Linked DNA regions of Homo sapiens: region 1 is linked to region 2. A link is an interaction called in ENCODE POLR2A ChIA-PET data of the cell type or tissue named here. Cell type or tissue: PC-3. All regions are shown on one strand. Each heading gives the region's core, and the rest is flanking DNA. Links, peaks and the distances in the headings are about the cores only. Region 1 overlaps L3MBTL4 (L3MBTL histone methyl-lysine binding protein 4). Region 2 overlaps L3MBTL4 (L3MBTL histone methyl-lysine binding protein 4).

Region 1 (9,531 bases), core at 2,458-7,457, 71 kb before region 2:
GCCTCAAAGTGCCTGCAGCCACTGGCGACGCTGGAACCCGGCTTTTGTGGTTCATGCCCCTTTCTCTTCCAGGAACATAATCTGCACCATCTACCTCCCTGTCCACCAGGCCCTCTGCTCCTGGGGCATGCAGGTACTTCCTCTGAAGCCCTCCTCCGGAAAGCCTAGGCACTGCGCAGTGAACCCCAGACCCAGGGCATCCCCTGTCACCAAAGTGCCTCTACCGGCCAGGCATCTGCTTTTTGTCTTTCTCTAGCACAATTGTGAGCTGCGTGGAGGCTGGGCCTGTGTCCGTCTCACTTACTGCTATGTCTTCAGTGTCTGGTTTAATGCTTAGCACAAAGCAGGTGCTCAAAAAAGACCTTCTTTGATATCTCTCAGACACCTTAGAAAATATTTCCCTTACTTACCTTAGATGCTCACATGGCACTTACTATGTACCTGCCACTTCTTGTTCTAATTTTTCCAAATATCAACTCAAAATTATCAGCCCCATTACGAGGGAAGCAGGTGGGGCAGGCACAGAGGGGTAAATTTGCCCACAGTTGCAAAGTTAATAAGTATTAATAGTAAAAGTAAGATTTGAAGCCAGGCATGGTGGGCTCAGTCTCCACTAACGCTGGCTCCCATGCCACTGTACTGCTCTCTTGGAAAGATAGGGACCAGACTGCCTCCAGCGACAGAGAGTTACCTCCAAGAGGTCACCTCCAGGAGGTAAGCGACTCCACCAAGCAGGGGCCCCAATACTTGCTGGGTTCTCCTTAGACTGAAGTAAAACTGTCTCCTTCAACTTCTATCATTTTGTCCCAGTTCTGCTCTCAGGAATACCCTTGAAATTGTAAATTTTCTCTTCCACATAAAAACCATAATCTTGTAGATTTAGATGTCACACATTTATATGCCTTTACAAATGTTCTACAATTATTCAGGGTGTTTTATCCCCTCTACACTGAGATAAGCCTCCCTTTTGTTCATCATTCTGATTTAGTGAGACTTTATAATTACTAGAAGAGGATGCATACAGAAATGTGACTTTTCCAAAGTATATTGAAAGCTAATTTTCAAAATGGTTGGAAAACAGACACACTCATAGCGCCAGCTAGAGAAACATGTGCGTCCAGGAGGGCTACGTGTTTGATGCATGGGTCTGACAATCACCATCTGTGCTTTCCACAGCGGCGACCACGCCATGCAGGGATACTGCAAGGTAAAGATGCAATCAAGGACTTACGAAATAACATGGCAGTGGGCTCCTGGGTTGATTAAATCTGAACATTCTCGCCATTGTGTGTCCCTGCATGGTGACGGTGACAGTGACGCTGGGCTCCACGTTTACTGCCCTGTGAAGCCATGCCGGGGGCCAAAGCCTGAACCATTTTTTTTTCTTATTCAACATACTACAGACTAGCTATTTTTGAAGAGTTATTTACAAGGTAGTCTTTCTGATTTATGACAATTTCATTTGTGAAAATAAGAAAATGGGAACTCTGAATCCAGCCAAGGTTATCGTGAAGGAGATGCTTTCAAGTAAGCTAGATGTGTACCTAGCTTTGCTCTTTTCTTTCTGTTTTCAGGGAAGTTTGGATGATTATTTCACCCATGCGACCAAGAATGAGCCTTCGCACTTCTGGAGAGACAGAACTCTGCAAATAGAGCTGAGGGAATACTCAAAAGACAGATTTGGGAGTTCTAAGAACTCGTGCAGTAAAATGACAGCAGAGGAGAAGGGGCAGGAAAATGTTACCCTAAGAGCATGGCTGGCAGGAAGGAGTGAGGCTGGGTCCACTGATCCCCACTACTTAGCAGGAAAATGCCACCCTACAGGGCATGGCTGGTAGGGAGAAGCCAAGCTGGGTCCATTGATCCCCGCTACTTAGCAACGCTGTCTTTGTTATTTTGAGTTTTCAATTTCCATGAAAAAAGGGCAGGAGATTTTTGTTTATTAACCCTTTTCCAGTTTGCCCTGAGAATACTCACCAGCTGGAGGCGTGTGTGGCTGCAGTATTGATAACTTTACTGCAAATATTTTGCTTTTATTATTATTTTTGCATCACTCTAGCATATCGACTTTGGAAACAAAAGACATCATTCTATTTATAGCATTCTAACTAGTGATATTTCCATTTACAAAATATAGTAATTCTCGACAGCTAAAAATGTCAAATCCTAGAAAATGTAGCATTCCTACACATGATGTTAACATCGTTCTGGAACAGTGGTTGGCCAAAGATTCACTTGATGAATCTGATTTTTTCCGAAATAGATGATTCTGATGATTCAGACGATCTTGATGTTAGTTCTGTTTAGCAATAACTCCAAGAACAGTTTTTATATTTCATCTCCACACTGAAAATCAGTAAGATTTGCTTCAGCCTCAAAGAGCATGTTTATGTAAAATGGAGCGCTGGCAGTGAGCTGTACGTTTTTGTTTTTGTTTTTGTTTTCCAAACAAGAGAAGGGTTAAAAGGGGGTCTGGGCTAAGAAACACCGATCTGGGCCAGACGCCGGGACCAGCATGCAGCACTCTAGCAGCTGTGGCTATGGTAGGTGCGCTCTGGGGTTCTACTCAGTGTGCTTGCTCTCTCCATCATCATCCCTAACATGAAGCTCAGAGAAGCTTTTCCGTGGGAAAAGACTGGGCCTGACCACACCATCAGTGCAGGTTATGAAGTATGTAGAAGATGCCAAGAGTGAGCACATCAAGACAATGATGTGAATCCAGAAAGCAGCAGAAAGTCAGCTGTGGACCAGTGGAGCATTGAAGGGCAGGGGACTGAGGGGCAGCAGGAGTTTCTTTATAAGGGGCAGGACTTAAGCCCTATTTAGATACTAAATTAATGAATTCCTTACATGGATCAAAGGAAATGAAGCTAAAACCACCAATATCAAAAGTAGCTCTTAATAGTTTTATTTTCCCTCCCGATCCAGTTCATTTGGGGATTTAAAAGAGAGGTGGGGAGACTAACTCAGGAGGGGTGCATTTTAGAAGCACAATTGATCCTCAGTATCCATGTCATGGATTCAACCAATTGCAGGTTGAAAATACTTGGGAAAAAACTAAACAATAAAAAACATTACAATAGTAAAAACACTACAAGTAAAAAAGCAATTAAGTATTAATATAATAACTGTGTACTTTGCATTTACGCTGTGTTAGGTATAAGTAATCTAGAGATGATTTTAAGTATGTGAAAGGAAAATAAATCTCAGGTCCCCAAAATCACTAAATCAAGGGAAAAGTAAAGCTGGGAACACTCAAGCTGTGAACTATGTCAGGCAAACTCGCCTCCCATCTTATTCCTAAACAAAATAGTGACAGAGATTCAAAAGCTACACACCTTCCTCACAATTTGCCCATCAGGAAATTCCTTGTGGACAAAGGACAGACAGAACTCAAAGTCATCCCAGTGGGCCTCACTGACAAATGCATGAGACAAATGCATATCTGATTGCTTCCTCAGCCCTGTGGTTTCACTGAACCAGAACAAGGCATAAGTGACTATCCCTCTACCTTCCTCTCACATGTAAATTGTGTATTTCAAGAAAAGCTAATCAGAGACTCAAAAGAATGCAACCATTTGTCTCTTATCTAGCTGGAAGCCCCCTCCCCCACCTTGAGTTGTCCCACCTTTCCAGACGGAACCAATGTAAATCTTACACATACTGATTGATGTCTCATGTCTCCTAAAATGTATAAAGCCAAGCTGTGCCCTGATCACCTTGGGCACATGTCCTCAGGACCTCCTGAGGCTGTGTCACCAACGCGTCCTTAACCTTGGCAAAATAAACTTTCTAAATTGGTTGAGACCTGTCTCAGATATTTTGAGTTCACAAGTATAATGGTGGATGTTTGTGGGTTATATGTAAGTATTACTCCACCTTATATCAGGGACTCGAGTAGCTGCTTTTGGTATCCATGGGGGTCCTGGAACCAATCCCCCAGGGATATCAGGGGATATAAGAGCCACAGAGATTTTTCCTTAGTTGTGTTTTCTTTCCAAAAGTTAAAATAAAGAATTTAGCCTCTACCTACAACAAACCAAACTAAAACCATAGATACAAAACAGCAGCAGCGTGGTTTTTCATGGTGCTTCCTCCCTCAGGGACACCCTGGCTCCAAATCTCAGCCCTGCCTGATCCTTCCTGCCCCAAACTCTCATCCATTAGGTGGCCAGGTATGGCCGATGCTGCATCCTAAATACTTGCTACTGTCAAATGAAAGGCAAGAAAAGAGGCACTTCATCTGAAAGAATTACTGCAAAGGTGTAACAAACTGCTGCCATAGCGGGAGGGGGACTAGGAACAGGGAGAAGCCCCCTCCCCTGCGCTGCGTCTGCAGAGGCTCTGTGGCTAGATGGGAGAAAACAAGGCTATAAAGGAGAGGCCTGGTGGAAGAAGCCTGGTCTGTTAGCCTCAGAGAATGTTTCGCCTGAGGACAACCTATTTTCCTGGAGGGGCCCTTCAGGAAGGCTGTCTGCTTGCTCAGGCTGAGGGTGGGCCTGGGGGAAGGAAAGTCACTTAACCAAAGGGTGGTTAACAAGTACTTTGTCCCCATTTGGCAAAAGAGGTCAGCTAATCATTTATGAGGCAAAGAAAGGGCATTTGGAAGGACTGTGTCTGGCCTTGTCTGAGGCAGTCAAGGGGTGATCCACCAGACTTCTCTAAGTCACGTGGGGAAGGGGCGTTCTTTGCAATCAGTCATTTTCCAGGACACAAAGGTTGGGGTGATTACTCAACCTTTGCTGTTTTCCAGGATCCCTAAGGGTCAGGTAAAAGTCAACATTGTCTGTTCCTGTCCCCTCCTTTCTGTCCTCACTGTCAGCAGCCTGGCCAGCTGCCACTTGCAGTCACCTGGGATAGTCTCTGCCTTCAGGCTCCTCTATTCCAAGTCTCCTCCAACCTGCCCTCAGAATTTTTCTCTGCCATAAATCTAACTAAGTTATTCTCCTCAAAATCAAGACAAAATGAAATGACAAACAAACCAGATACTCAGTTAAGATGATTCCTGAACTTTCTCTCATTAAGCAGAGGATGAAGGAACACTCTTTAGCATGGTGTCCAAGACACCTGACTCACAGTCCCACCTACTGCCTCACCACAAGTTTCTTTCTGTCTCAGATGTGTCTCTGGTGTAGTGCAGCCAGATAGCCACAGAGCCTTGAGGATGCTGTCCTAGTTCTCTGCTTTTGATTATCAAATCTGCCTAGCAGAAACATTTTTCTCATATTTATATTTATTGAAATTCCACCCACTATTTATGGCCTAGTTCAGATGCTATCTTCTCCTGAAAATGTCTGATTCCCACAAAGAGAATCAATTGGTTTCCCTCTTCCAAATGTCTTGGTTTGAGGTTGCAAAGCAGCACTTACCCTATGCTACCCTGTAACTGTAATAGCTGTTTCCACCTTTATGCCCCCACCAAGGAAGGGCTCACTCTTTCTTCTGAGCACGCCCTACCTTCCTCAGAGTGTGCTGTGCTTCATAAAAATGTGTTGAATGGAATGAAAGAAAAGAACATGTTTTTCTATTAAAGTCATTTTAAACATGCTAATCAGCAAGGAATATGGCTGTGAGCATTTCTCCTCATCCTCCTAGAATCATACAAAAACAAACAACGAAGAAAATAAAGGAAACACCATAAATTCCATTTTCAGTGAAACTAGAAGGCAGATAAATTCCCTAGATTCAATATATCTGTAAAAAGGGCCAGAAGCAACTGTGATTGGCTAGAAGATATGCAGGGGAAGGGAAGAAAAGAAGGGCTGAGTGGTGGCCGATCTCCTGGGTGGCCACTGCCAGAATGCAAAGGCACATTCCTTGCTTGTACAAATGGGGACAGGACCTTGGGTGAGCAGGGTTGGTATAAAAGAAGCCCTACTGGACTTAGTTTTGTTCAAGGAGTTAGAGTTTTCAGGGCTACACAGAGAATAGTCCAGAGGAGCCATGTTTGCAGGAAGCACTCTGTCTCAGTGTCAGGCAAGAGAGAGAAACCTTTTAGTTGGAAAGCCTAGCCCTCATTTCCTGTCAATATAGATGTGTGTGAATAGTTAGTTCAGGAAAATTGAACTCATTAAGTAATGAGTGAGCTCAGAAAAAAGAAAGAAGAAAAAGAAAAAAAAATGATATGGTGTTGTTATAAAGATGCCATGAGAAAAATGTGAATGAGACCAGTAAAATCTATTAAATTTTTAAAATGTATCCATAAAAATATTGCCACTGAGGAGATGAAAGAGTGATCAGACATTCTGACATGTTTGGAAACACAAAATAAAGCTTAGTGAGGCAATTATCTCTAGGAAGGAAGAAAATAAAGTAGAAATGTGACAATTCGAGGAAGAGACAGCAAGTCAATAAAAGGCAATGCAGAACTCCAGAAAGAAGTAGAGGAGAAAAATAAAACCATTACAGGAATAGAGATGGAACTCGAAGGAGCAGAAAGGGAGAATGGACCTTGCATAACCCGGAGTCAGGATTATACTCATAAAAGATAAAAATGAGAAAGTCAAGCAAAATGAAATTTAAATTTAAAAAGAACTTAAAAAACATTAGAGAAGGTGATTCAACACATACATAATTAGTGTGTCTGAGGAAAAATCAAAACAATGAAACAGAGCAAATATTTAAATATATAATAAAAACAACCCTTTCCTAAATCTATATATGTGAATGTACTTGAATCTATATATCATAAGGGCATACCATGTGCCACATTCAGTGAATTGGAATGCAATAACAAGACCTATCTTAGTAAAGTTTTTGGAGCTTAAAGATAAACACTCATTACAGCATCCAGTCAAGCATCACATATTGTCTCAAAACTTTCAAAAACAAAGGACAGGAGTGATGTTAGGGAAGATGGTGGGTAGGAAGTGCCAGGAATCTGTCTCTCTGCCTAGACAACAATTGCACTGGCAGAATCTGACTGATAGAACTATTTTGGATCTCTGGAGTCTTGCAGCTTCCGGAGGTCAGCTTAGATGGTGGTAAATCATGGCTAATTTTGGTCAATTTCAGCTCTTAGAACAGTAGCAACTACTCACTTCCCATCCTCCAGCCCTGTGGCAGGCAGCTGTGCCAACAATCTGGGTGCAACTTGCATGTGGCTTTCAAGAACCAGGGTGGGCAATAAGTACCTTGTCCTCCAAATATTGAGGATCTGTGTCCTCATAACTGACTATGAAGGTGCAGGCCAGAGGCCTTTATAGCAATCCCCATTGCCTAAAGTGGCTTCCAGGGTATGTGAAGATAATTGCCTTAAAAAAATTTCCGTCCAGTTTTCCCCTTCTGGGGAGCCAAACATTTAAGGATTAGCACATTTAAAAGCAATAACATATACAAGGGAATTTAGTAAGTCACCATGCACGACCAAGGAAAGCAGTGGGCTCAGAAATGACCTGAGAAGACCTTAAGTTTACACCTCATGCTGATGTCTGGCATGGAGCTACCATAAAACAATTAAAAAACCCCAAACAAACAAAAACCAAAATCAGAAGCAGCAAACCCTGGGGAAGGCGGGGAATCTGATTAATAGAGATACTATATTATGAGATTCAAATGGTCAGTTTCAACAACAAAAAAATACGTGGTATATGAAAACAGGAAAGTATGACCCACTCAAAGGAAAAAAATCAACAGAAAAATAACTAGAATGAAAAATTCACTAGAGGGATACTAAAGCAGATTTGAGTAGAAGTAAGAATTAGTGAATTTGAAGATAAGACAATTGAAATTGAGTATGAGGAATATAAAGCAGTAAGATTAAAGAAAAGTGAAGAGTCTAAGGGATCTGTAGGACAGCATAAGCAGACCAATATACACATTGCAGGAGTTTCTGAAGGAAAAAAGAGAGGGAGCAAAGAGCACAGAGACAATTTGGAGAAACAATGGCTAAAAGCTTCCCAAATTTAAGGAAAGTCACAGATTTACAAATCTAAGATGCTCAACAAACTCCAAGTAAAGTAAACCTCAAGAAGACCCACAATGAGACATACTATAATCGAACTTTCAAAAGCCAAATACAAAGAAGGAATCCTGAAAGCACCAGAACAAAAGTGACTCATCATTACAGGAATCTTCAAGAAAGTTATCGAAGAATTTCTTAGCCAAAACTTTGCTGGCCAGAATGCAGTAGAATGATATACTTAAAGTGCTGAAAGAAAAAAATAAAATCATCAACCTAGAATTCTATATAAGCCAAACTCTCTTGCAAAATTTGAGAGAAACTTAGTAATTTCCAGACAAACAAAAGTTGAAGGCATTCATTTTCAGTAGACCTGCCTTGTAAGAAATGCTAAAGGGAGTCCTTCAAGTTGAAATGAAGGACTCTAGACACTAATTTGAAGGCATATGAGAATATAAAGTTCTCTGGTAAACAAAAATACATAGACAAATATTTAAAAAACAGTATTACTGTAATTTTGGTTCGTCACTTTGCTTCTTATTTTCTACATCATTTAAAAGACTAATGCATAAAAACAATTATTAGCCTATGTTTTTGGACACGTAAAACATAAAGATGTAATTTGTGATACAAGTAACTGAAAAGTAGTGAGAATGGAGCTATATAGGAGCGGAATTTTTGTATGCTATTGAAATTAAACGGGTAGAAATTCAAATTAAAGAGCTACAATTTTAGGGTGTTAAGTGTATAATGTACATGGTCATCACAAAGAAAATAAGTACAGAGTATATACAAAAAGAACTGAAAAAGGAATTTCAAATTGTCACAACAAAAATTCACTAAACACAAAAGAATACAATAATGTAGAAAATGAAGGCTAGAAATCCTATATGGTATATAGAAAACAAACAGTAAAATGGAGGCAGTAAGTCCCTCCTTCTTAGCAATTACTTTAAATGTAAATGAACTAAACTCTCTAATCAAAAAACAAAGATTGGCAGAGTGGATAAAAACCATAAGCCACTTATATTCTATCTATAAGATACTCATACTCATCTTAGATCCAAAGACACAAACAGTTTGAAAGGGAAAAGATGTAAAAGGATATTCCATGCAAAAAGTATCTCTATTTATAGAGATACTATATAAAATATAGTATCTCTATTTATAGAGATACTATATAAAATATAGTATCTCTATTTATAGAGATACTATATAAAATATAGTATCTCTATTTATAGAGATACTATATAAAATATAGTATCTCTATTTATAGAGATACTATATAAAATATAGTATCTCTATAAAAAAGGATATTCCATACACAAACAGTAACCAAAGAAGAATGGGGCACTTATATTACTATCAGACAAAATAAGCTTTAAATAAAAAAGGTTACAAGAGAAACAGAAGGGTGTGATATATTAATAAAAGGTAAAATACAACAGGAAGATATAACAATTATAAACATACATCTAATAAAGGACTCTCAGAATACAGGACACAAAAATGAACATAACTGAAAAGATAAATAGACTATTCTCAAATAATGACTTGTGACTTCAATACTTCACTCTCAATAATGGATAGATCAACCAAATAGAAGATAAGTAAATAAACAGAGGACTTGT
Region 2 (9,531 bases), core at 3,038-8,037:
ACTTGGCTGTAAGTATTTGACTTTATTTCTGGGTTCTCTATTCAGTTCCATTGTTCTACATGCCTATTTTTTATACCAGTACCATGCCGCTTTGATAATTACAGCCTTGTAGTATAATTTGAAGTTGGGTAATGTGATGCCTCCATATTTGTTCTTTTTGCTTAGTATTGCTTTGGCTATGCAGGCTCTCTTTTCATTCCATATGAATTTTAGAATGGGTTTTTCTAGTTCTGTAAAGAATGATGATGGTATTTTGATGGGAATTGCATTGAATCTGTAGATTGCTTTTGGCAGTATAGTCATTTTCACAATATTGATTCTTCCCATCCATGAGCATGGGATGTGTTTCCACATGTTTGTGCCATCTATGATTTCTCTCAGCAGTGCTTTGTCATTTTCCTTGCAGAAGTCTTTCACCTCCTTGATTAAGTATATTCCTAGGTTTTTTTTTTTTTTCAGCAGCAGTTGAAAAGGGATTGAGTTCTTGATTTTATTTTTGGCTTAGTCATTGTTGGTGCCTACTGATTTGTGTACATTGATTTTGTAGCCTGAGACCTTACTGAATTTGTTTATGAGATCTAGGAGCTTTTTGGATGAGTCTTTAGGGTTTTCTAAGCATATTATCATATCATTGATGAATCGTGACAATCTGAGTTATTCTTTTCCACTTCAGATGCTTTTTATTTCTTTCCCTTGTTTGATTGCTCTGGTTAGGACTTCCAGTATTATGTTGAATAGAAGCGGTAAAAGTGGGCATCCTTGTCTTGTTCCAGTTCTCAGGGGGAATGCTTTAAACTCTTCGCCATTCAGCGTAATGTTGCCTGTGGGTTTACCTTATATGGCTTTTGTTATTTTGAGGTAAGCCCCTTCTATGTGTATTTTTTTGAGGGTTTTAGAATAAAGGGATGTTGAATTTTATAGAATGCTTTTTCTGTGTCTATTGAGATGATCATATGGTTTTTGTTTTTAATTCTATCTATATGATGTATCACATCTATTGACTTGCATATGTTAAACCATACCTGCAACCCTGGGATGAAATCTACTTGATCATAATGTATTATTATTATTTTTTGATGTGCTGTTGGATTTGGTCAGTTAGTATTTTGTTGAGGATTTTTGCATCTATGTTCATCAAGGATATTGTAGTTTTCTTTTTTTTGTTATGTCCTTTCCTGGTTTCGGTATTAGGGTGATACTGGCTTCATAGAATGATTTAGGAAGGATTCCTTCTTTATCTTTTGGAACTGTTTCAGTAGAATTGGTACCAATTCTTCTTCGAATGTTTGGTAGACTTCAGCTGTAAATCCATCTGGTCCTGGACTTTTTTGTTGTTGACGGCAATTTTTGTATTACTGATTAAATCTTGATGCCTGTTGTTGGTCTGTTCAGGGCTTCTATTTCTTCCTGATTTAATCTAGGATGGTTTTATGTCTCAGGACTTTATCCATTTCCTCTAGGGTTTCTAGTTTGTGTGCATAAAAGTGTTCATAGTAGCCTTGAATGATATTTTGTGTTTCTGTGGTATCAATTATAATATATCCAGTTTCATTTCCACTGAATAATTGAGCATATATGGATATTCTCTTTTTTTCTTGGTTAATCTTACTAATGGTCTATCAAATTTGTTTATCTTTTCAAAGAACCAGCTCTTAGTTTCATTTATCTTTTGTAATGTTCTTTTTGTTTCAATTTCATTTAGTTCTGCTCTGATCTTTAATATTTCTTTTCTTCTCTTGGGTTTGGGTTTAATTTGTTCTTTTACTCTAGTTTCTTGAGAAGTGATATTAGGTTGTCATTTTGTGCTGTTTCAGACTTTTTGATGTACACATTTAATACTATGAACTTTCCTGTTTGGGCTGCTTTTGCTGTATCCCAGAGGCTTTGATAAGTTCTGTCATTATTATCATTCATTTTCAAGAATTTTCTAATTTAGACCTTGATTTCATTGTTAAACCAAAAATTATTCAAGAGCAAATTATTTAACTTCCATGTATTCGTATAGTTTTGAGAATTCCTTTTGGAGTTGATTTCCAGTTTTATTCCACAGTGGTTTCAGAAGACCCTTGTTATGATTTCGATTTTTAAAAATTTATTGAGACTTGTTTTATGGTCTATCATATGGTCTATCTTGGAGAATGCTCCATGTGCTGATGAATAGAATGTATATTCTGTATTTGGGAAGACTGTTCTGTAAACACCTGTTAAGTCCATTTGTTCTAGGGTATAGTTTAAGTCTGGTGTTTCTTTGTTGAGTTTCTGTCTTGATGATCTTCTAGTACTGTTGGTGAAGTATTAAAGTGCCCCACTATTAGTGTGTTGCTGTCTACCTTATTTCTTGGGTCTAGTAGTAATTATTTTATAAATCTGAGAGCTCTAGGGTTAGGTGCATATAAATTTAGGATTGTAATATCTTCTTGTTGGACTAATCCTCTTATCATTACATAATGTCATTCTTTAACTGTCTTTTTTTAACTGTTGTTGCTTTAAAGTCTGTTTTGTGTGATATAAGAATAGCTACTTCTGCTCACTTTTGTTTCCAGTTGCATAGCATATTTTTTTCCACCCCTTTACCTTAAGTTTATGTGACTCCTTATGTGTTAGGTGGGTCTCTTGAACATAGCAGATATTTGGTTGATTTTTTTATGCATTCTGCCATTCTGTATCTTTTAAGTAGAACACTTAGGCCGTTTACGTTCAGCATTATTATTGAGATGTGAGGTACTGTTCTAGTGATCATATTAGATGTTGCCTAGATACTTTGTTTTTTTTTTTTTCATTGTGTTATTGTTTTATAGGACTTGTGAGATTTGTGCTTTAAGGAAGTTCTGTTTTGGTGCATATTTGTTTGTCAGCATTTGTTTGTCTGAGAAAGACTTTATCTCTCCTTCATTTATGAAGCTTAGTTTTTCTGGATACAAAATTCTTGGCTTACAATTATTTTGCTTAAGGAAGCCAAAGATAGGACCCCAGTCCCTTCTGGCTTGTAGGGTTTCTGCTGAGAAATCTGCTGTTAGTTGGATAGGTTTTCCTTTATAGGTCACCTTATGCTTTTGTCTCACAGCTCTTAAAACTCATTCCTTCATGTAGACTTTAGATAGCCTGATGACTATGTGCCTTGGTGATGATCTTTTTGCAATGAATTTCCCAGGAGTTCCTTGAGTTTTCTGTATTTGGATATATAGAGCTCTACCAAGGCCAAGGAAGTTTTCCTCAATTATTCCCTCAAATAAGTTGTCTAAACATTTAGACTTCTCTTTTCCCTCAGGAACACCAATTATTCTTAGATTTGGCCATTTTACATGATCCCATATTTCTTGTACACTTTATTCATTTCTTGAGATTCTTTTTTCTTCATCTTTGACTGGGTTAATTCTAGAGCCTGATCTTTGAGCTCCAAGATTCTTTCTAGTCTATTGAAGAAACTTTTCCACTGTATTTTGCATTTCCCTAAGTGTGACTTTCATTTCCAGAAGTTCTGACTGGTTTTACTTCATGACATCAATCTCTCTGGAAAATTTTCATTCATATCCTAAATTTAAAAAAAAAATTTCTTTATGTTGTTTTTTACCTTTCTCTAGTATCTCCTTGAGTAATTTAATAAGCAACCTTCTGAATTCTTTATCTGGTATTTCAAAGATTTAATCTTGGTTTGGATCCATTGCTGAAAGCTAGTGTGATTTCTTGCGGATGCTGTAGAACCCCATTTTGTCATATTACCAGAATTACTTTTCTGGTTTCTTCTTATTTTGGGTGGACCATTTCTTCAAATTGTTCTTAAATTTATTTTTGATTTGACTGTGTTTTTTTCTTTAATTTCTTCTTTTCCCTCTTAAGGATCTGACTTTAATGTTTATCATTTATTATAGCCTAATTTGATTCTTAATGCTTTTAGTGGGGAAGACTCTGTAGGAGTTCCTTAAAGAGAGTTTTTGTGCGCTGGCTTTCCCAGACGCTGGTTGCAGTAACCATGCATTTGGCCTGTGGGTAAGTTCACTGTCTCCTGTAGGGTTGGAATGGCTAGGATCTCTTGAAGCTTATCTCATTCTCCCATGGTGTACACCTTTTTATTTATTTAATTTTTTCCCAGTATTTTATTTACTAAGCTGATGATTCAGCCTTCAGGCCAATAGGAGAGGTATCCCTGGGGTAGGTATTGGTGGTAGCTAAAGAGATGCATAGATATATCTAATGGTGGGCAGAGGTCCCAGCCTTGATGAAGGTGCCTGGGGGAGCTCTAAATTAAATGTGCTGAGGTTTTATCAGAGTGAAGGGTGGAAGCCACCTCAGCTCCCCTGCCAGGCAAGCAGGAAAGCTATCCACCTTCCTGTCCCAGTATTCCAGCTATTCAGATCAGACAGGTAACTCTTTGCATCTGTAGGAATGTTGATGTTCCAAGTAGAGAGGAGTTGTGACTCTGCAAGCCTGAATTTGAGAAGTGCTCCTCCTGTGGGGATGCAATCACCCTAAATTGTTCCTGGAAGGCCATCTATATGTGCATCTACACTGCATTCCTCTGGGAGAAGCCCCAGCTGTGTGTGCAGTGGTGTACCAGTGGGAAAAGGACCCCCTTTCCAAGCCCCTTTATGATCAGAGATGCTGCCTGATTGTTGGGGTAGAGGTGTAGACTTTCTTTACTGCACCCAGCACTGCAATTGTGTCTCTGCTATAAGAAACGTCCCACTAGTGGAAAGATCTGGGACTCAAGGCCTGCCATTCAGATTCTTTTTCCCATGGGATGTTCCCTTGATGTGATGCTCTCCCCCTTCCCCTAGGAATGAGACTTCCTGAGACCCAGACCACAGTGATTGTTAGTGCTCTTCTGGGTCTAGATACCCAGTGGGACTACCACACTTTGAGCTGATGCTGGGGAATGTCTGCAAGGGATCCAGAAATGTGAACTAATTTCAAGTCTCCCAGCAGTGTACACCAGCACCATCTTTGATGGAGATGGCAGGGCAGTTACATACACTCTGTGAGATTTCTTGGTTGGAGATAAGGCTTAGTGTGCTGGATTTCTCAAATGAGAGTTACAATTGCAGTGAACTTGCCACATGGACAGGCTCAGGACCTCTGGTTAGTCAGGGTGTTGTACGCAGTGGTGATATCTGAGGTCACATAGTCATTTTCTCCTTCCTGGGCGCATTCTACCTAGAGGTGCTTAATGGACTGTGTTGGATGGCCTCCAGCCACGAGGTGGCATTTGCAAAAGAGCAACCAGCTGCAGTAGTAGCAGTGGGATTTAAGCTTGCCATAAGTTGCTGCAGGAAAGTGTTGTTTTTTTTTTTCCTCAGGTGACAGGCAGGGCTATAAAGTTCCCCAAAGTTTATGTCCTTTGTGTTAAGCTACCAGGGTGGGTGAAGGGGCACAACCAAGTGAGGGCAGGGTTAGGCGGGTCTGTGCTCTGACTCTTCTTGAGCTGGGCTAGCTGCGGCCACTGTGAGGATTGGGAGGTGGTTCTCAGGCCACTGGGCTAATGTTCCAGAAGGGAGTATAACTGCCTCTTCTGCACAGAAGAGTTCACAAAGGTAGTGGGGAGGAGCAGGCAGCAGTAAGCCTCACCCAGCTCCCATGCAGTTGGCGAGGCTGATATCACTCACTCAGTGCTCCAATAACAAAGGCAAAAGATGACTCAGATAAATAACGGTGACTAATGTGTTTACAAAATTAGATGGCAAGATAGAGAATTTTACTCAAGAACTAAGGTCTATTAAAATCATACATAGGTAAATTGCTAAACTAAGAAATAAACAATAATTTAATTAAAAATTAATTACATGAGTGTAATAGCAGTTTGGAGACAGCTGAAGAGAGAATCACTGATCTTGAAAATAGGCCACTAGAAAAATATCCAGGCTGAAGCATGTACTAAAAACGGAGGGGAAATAATGAAAAGAGCTCTTAAGACATAACTAAGAAAGTCTAATATATTCGCAGATGGAGTCTCAATAGGGGAAATGAGAGAGAATGGAGCATAAACAATATTTGAGGAGATAATGGTCAAATTTTTCAAAGTGGTAAAAAGCCATACACCCACAGATTTAAGCACTATGAATCCTAAAGAGACAAATATAAGGCACTTCATAGTAAAACTGCTAAAAATGAAAGACAACAGAAAAATCTTATAAGTAATCAGATAAAATGTGACACACTCCAAGACATACTCCTTTCAAACAGACACAATAAAGCTACAGCTGACTTCTTGAGAGAAACAATAGAAGTCAGAAGCCAACGGATTACCATATTTAAAGCCTGAAAAAAAATTAACTGCCAATCTAGAATTCTATAACCTGTAAAAATATTCTTCAAAAGTTTGGGTGAAAAAAGGATATTTCTGGACAAAGAAAAACTTACTCAAAAAAAAAAAAAAAATCAGCTAGGCCAAGCGCAGTGGCTCATGTGTGTAATCCCACACTTTGGGAGGTCAAAGTGGGCAGATTGTTTGAACCCAGGAGTTTGAGAAAAGCCTGAGCAACATAGTGAGATCCCATCTTTACAAAAAACAAAAAACAAAAAACAAAAAAAACAAAAATTAGCCGGGCATGGTGGCACACACCTGTAGGCCCAGCTACTCCAGAGGCTGAGGTGGGAGGATCACTTGAGCCCCGCAGGTTGAGGCTGCATTGAGCTGTGATCGCACCACTGCACTCCAGCCTGGGTGACAGAGTGAAACCCTGTCTAAAAAAATAATAATAACTAGAAGACACTATGAATGAAGTACAAAAGATAATTTTTCAGATAGAGGAAAAATGATTCTATATAAAGATAAAGATGCATTTTGTAGTAGCTGGGATATCTACTAACAGAATATTAAAAATAAATAAACAACAAGCTAATAGAGGGAGAATGGTATACTCACATGAATTTTGGTTTAAAAAGATACAGCAAAAATATAAAATTGAATACAAACTACTGAGAAAAATAGAAAACAATTATAGAGATGGTAGCAATAGGCTGGACACAGTGGCTTATACCTGTTATCCCAGCACTTTGGGAGGCCAAGGTGGGGAGATCACTTGAGGCTAGGAGTTTGAGACCAGCCTGGCCAACATGGTGAAACCCTGTCTCTACTAAAAACACAAAAATTAGCTGGGCATGGTGGTACACATCTGTAATCCCAGCTACTTGTGAGGCTGAGGCATCAGAATCACTTGAACCCAGGAGGTGGAGGTTGCAGGAAGCCAGGATTACACCACTGCACTTCAGCTGGGAGACAGAGTGAGACTCTTTCAATTAAAAAAAAAAAAAAAAAGATAGTAGCCCTAAGTCCAACTTAACACTAATAACATTAGATAGAAATGTATTAAATCCTTCAATTAAGAGACTCCTGTTGACTGGGTGCAGTGACTCACACCTGTAATCCCAGCACTTTGAGAGGCTGAGGTAAGAGGATTGCTTGAGTCTGGGAGGCCAAGGTTGCAGTAAGCCATAATCACGCCACTGCTCTCCAGTCTGGGGTGACAGAGATAGATCCCATAAAAAAGAAAGAAAGAAAAAGAAGAAAGAAAGAAGGAAAAAAAGAAAGAGAGAAAGAAAGAAAGAAAGAAAGAAAGAAAGAAGGAAAGAAAGAAGGAAAGAAAGAAGGAAGGAAAGAAAGAAAGAAAAAAAGAAAGAAAGAAAGAAAGAAAGAAAGAAAGAAAGAAAGAAAAAGAAAGAAAGGAAAGAAAGAAAGAAAGAAAGAGAAAGAGAGAGAGGGAGGGAGGGAGGAAGGAAGAAAGGAAGGAAGGAAGAAAGATTGTTATTAGATTGGATTTACACATAAAAATCACACGCCACTTGGAAGTGTCACATTAAATATAAGGACAATGATGGAGCATATAAAAGGACGGAAATAAATATAACAAACAAATACTAATCAAAATAATACTGCTAATATCAGACAAAGGAAACAAAGGTAAGAAGCAATTGGAGAAATAAAATACATATTTCAAAATGTTGAAGGGTCAATTGATTACTAATATTCTAATGTTCTAATTTTCATGAGCCTAGTAATATAGCCTAAAAATGTGTATAATAAAAGGAAAACCAGGTAATATCACAACCATAGTAGAGGACTTTAACACATTTTTTCAGGAATCAAATGAATAAGCAGGAAGAAATGTATCAGTAAAGATAATAAAGATCTAACGGTATGATTAACAATTGCTCAGAGTATACTCTCTGACCACAGTGGAATAAAATTCAAAATCAATAACAAAAAGTTAATAAAATCCCCAAATATCTGGAAATGAATCAGTATATTTCTTCATACCACATATAAAAGAAAAACAATGTAAATGAGAAAATATTTTGAATTAAATTATTATGAAATCTGACAAATCAAAACTCATGGAATGCAGGAAAAGCCATGCTTAAATTAACGCTAATATAGTTTTAGGTGCATATATTAAAATATATTTAAAGGCCGGGAGCGGTGGCTCACGCTTGTAATCCCAGCACTCTGGGAGGCCGAGGCGGGTGAATCATGAGGTCAGGAGATCCAGACCATCCTGGCTAACACAGTGAAACCCTGTCTCTACTAAAAAACACACACACACACACAAAAAAAAATTAGCTGGGCGTAGTGGCGGGCCCCTGTAGTCCCAGCTACTCGGGAGGCTGAAGCAGGAGTATGGCATGAACCCGGGAGGTGGAGCTTGCAATGAGCCCAGATCGTGCCACTGCACTCCAGCACTCTAGCCTGGGTGACAGAGAGAGAGACTCCGTCTCAAAAAAAAAAAAAAAAATATATATATATATATATATATATATATATATATATATATATATACACACATACATATTTAAAAACAAAATATCTAAGTAATAATTTAAAGAAGTTAGAAAAATGACGGTAAATTAAAGCCAAAGAGAGTGGAAGGCAGGAAGGCAGAAATATAATAGCAGAAATTAATAACAGAGAAAACAAATGCACACTAGAGAAAATCAACACAGCCAAAAATTGGTCCATTGTAAAGATAAGTAAACCTTTAGCAGGATTAATTGAAACAGACAGAGGCAAAAACAGAGAGAGAGAGAGTGAGAGAGACAGAGGGGGAGAGAAAACGCACAAGCACATAAACATCAATTTCAGGAATGAAAAAGGAACATAACTATAGAATCTGCAGACACTGAAAAGCTAATCAGAGGGTATTATAAACAACTCAATAGCAACAGACTTGAAAATTTAAATGAAATATACAAATTCCTAGAAAAACTAATACAAGAAGAAATTTTAAAAATCTAAAGTCCTCAATCTATTAAAGAAATTGAATCTACAATTAAAATTCTTTCAATAAAAAAAACTTCAGTTTTTTTCCTGTCTGTGAATTCATCTAAACAGTTAAAAAAGAAATGTTGTGAATCTTACATAAACTCTTGGTGATAATGGAGAAAGAGGGAATATCAAAACGAGATGAAGAAGACATTACAAGAAGGAAAACTACAGATCAGCTTCTCCTGTGAACATATTTGAAACAGTCCTTAATAAAACACAGGGAGTTCTCACTTAGCATGGTAGTCAGGGGGTATAAAATTGACGATGCAAGCTGA

The links. ChIA-PET counts read pairs that join two places held together with the same protein. Peaks named below come from ENCODE experiments on the same cell type or tissue, not always from the same donor. Only the 100,000 strongest peaks of a DNase experiment are listed, where the experiment ranks them.
Region 1: POLR2A ChIA-PET joins it to region 2 with 7 read pairs; 2 of 35 experiments call an interaction of 5 or more read pairs at or near these places.

Annotation. Positions count from the first base shown.
Region 1 is chr18:5,994,003-6,003,533 of GRCh38, forward strand. All of the region lies in intron 16 of L3MBTL4 (L3MBTL histone methyl-lysine binding protein 4), which reads right to left. Among named protein-coding and RNA genes, the nearest start is that of TMEM200C, 100 kb to the left of the region's middle. In PC-3, for the core only: no CTCF peak of the experiment used is centred there; no DNase peak of the experiment used is centred there.
Region 2 is chr18:6,064,157-6,073,687 of GRCh38, forward strand. All of the region lies in intron 16 of L3MBTL4 (L3MBTL histone methyl-lysine binding protein 4), which reads right to left. Among named protein-coding and RNA genes, the nearest start is that of TMEM200C, 170 kb to the left of the region's middle. In PC-3, for the core only: a CTCF peak has its summit at 5,217 (motif pointing right); a DNase peak (open chromatin) is centred at 5,575; H3K4me3 peaks cover 789 bases; H3K27ac peaks cover 3,694 bases.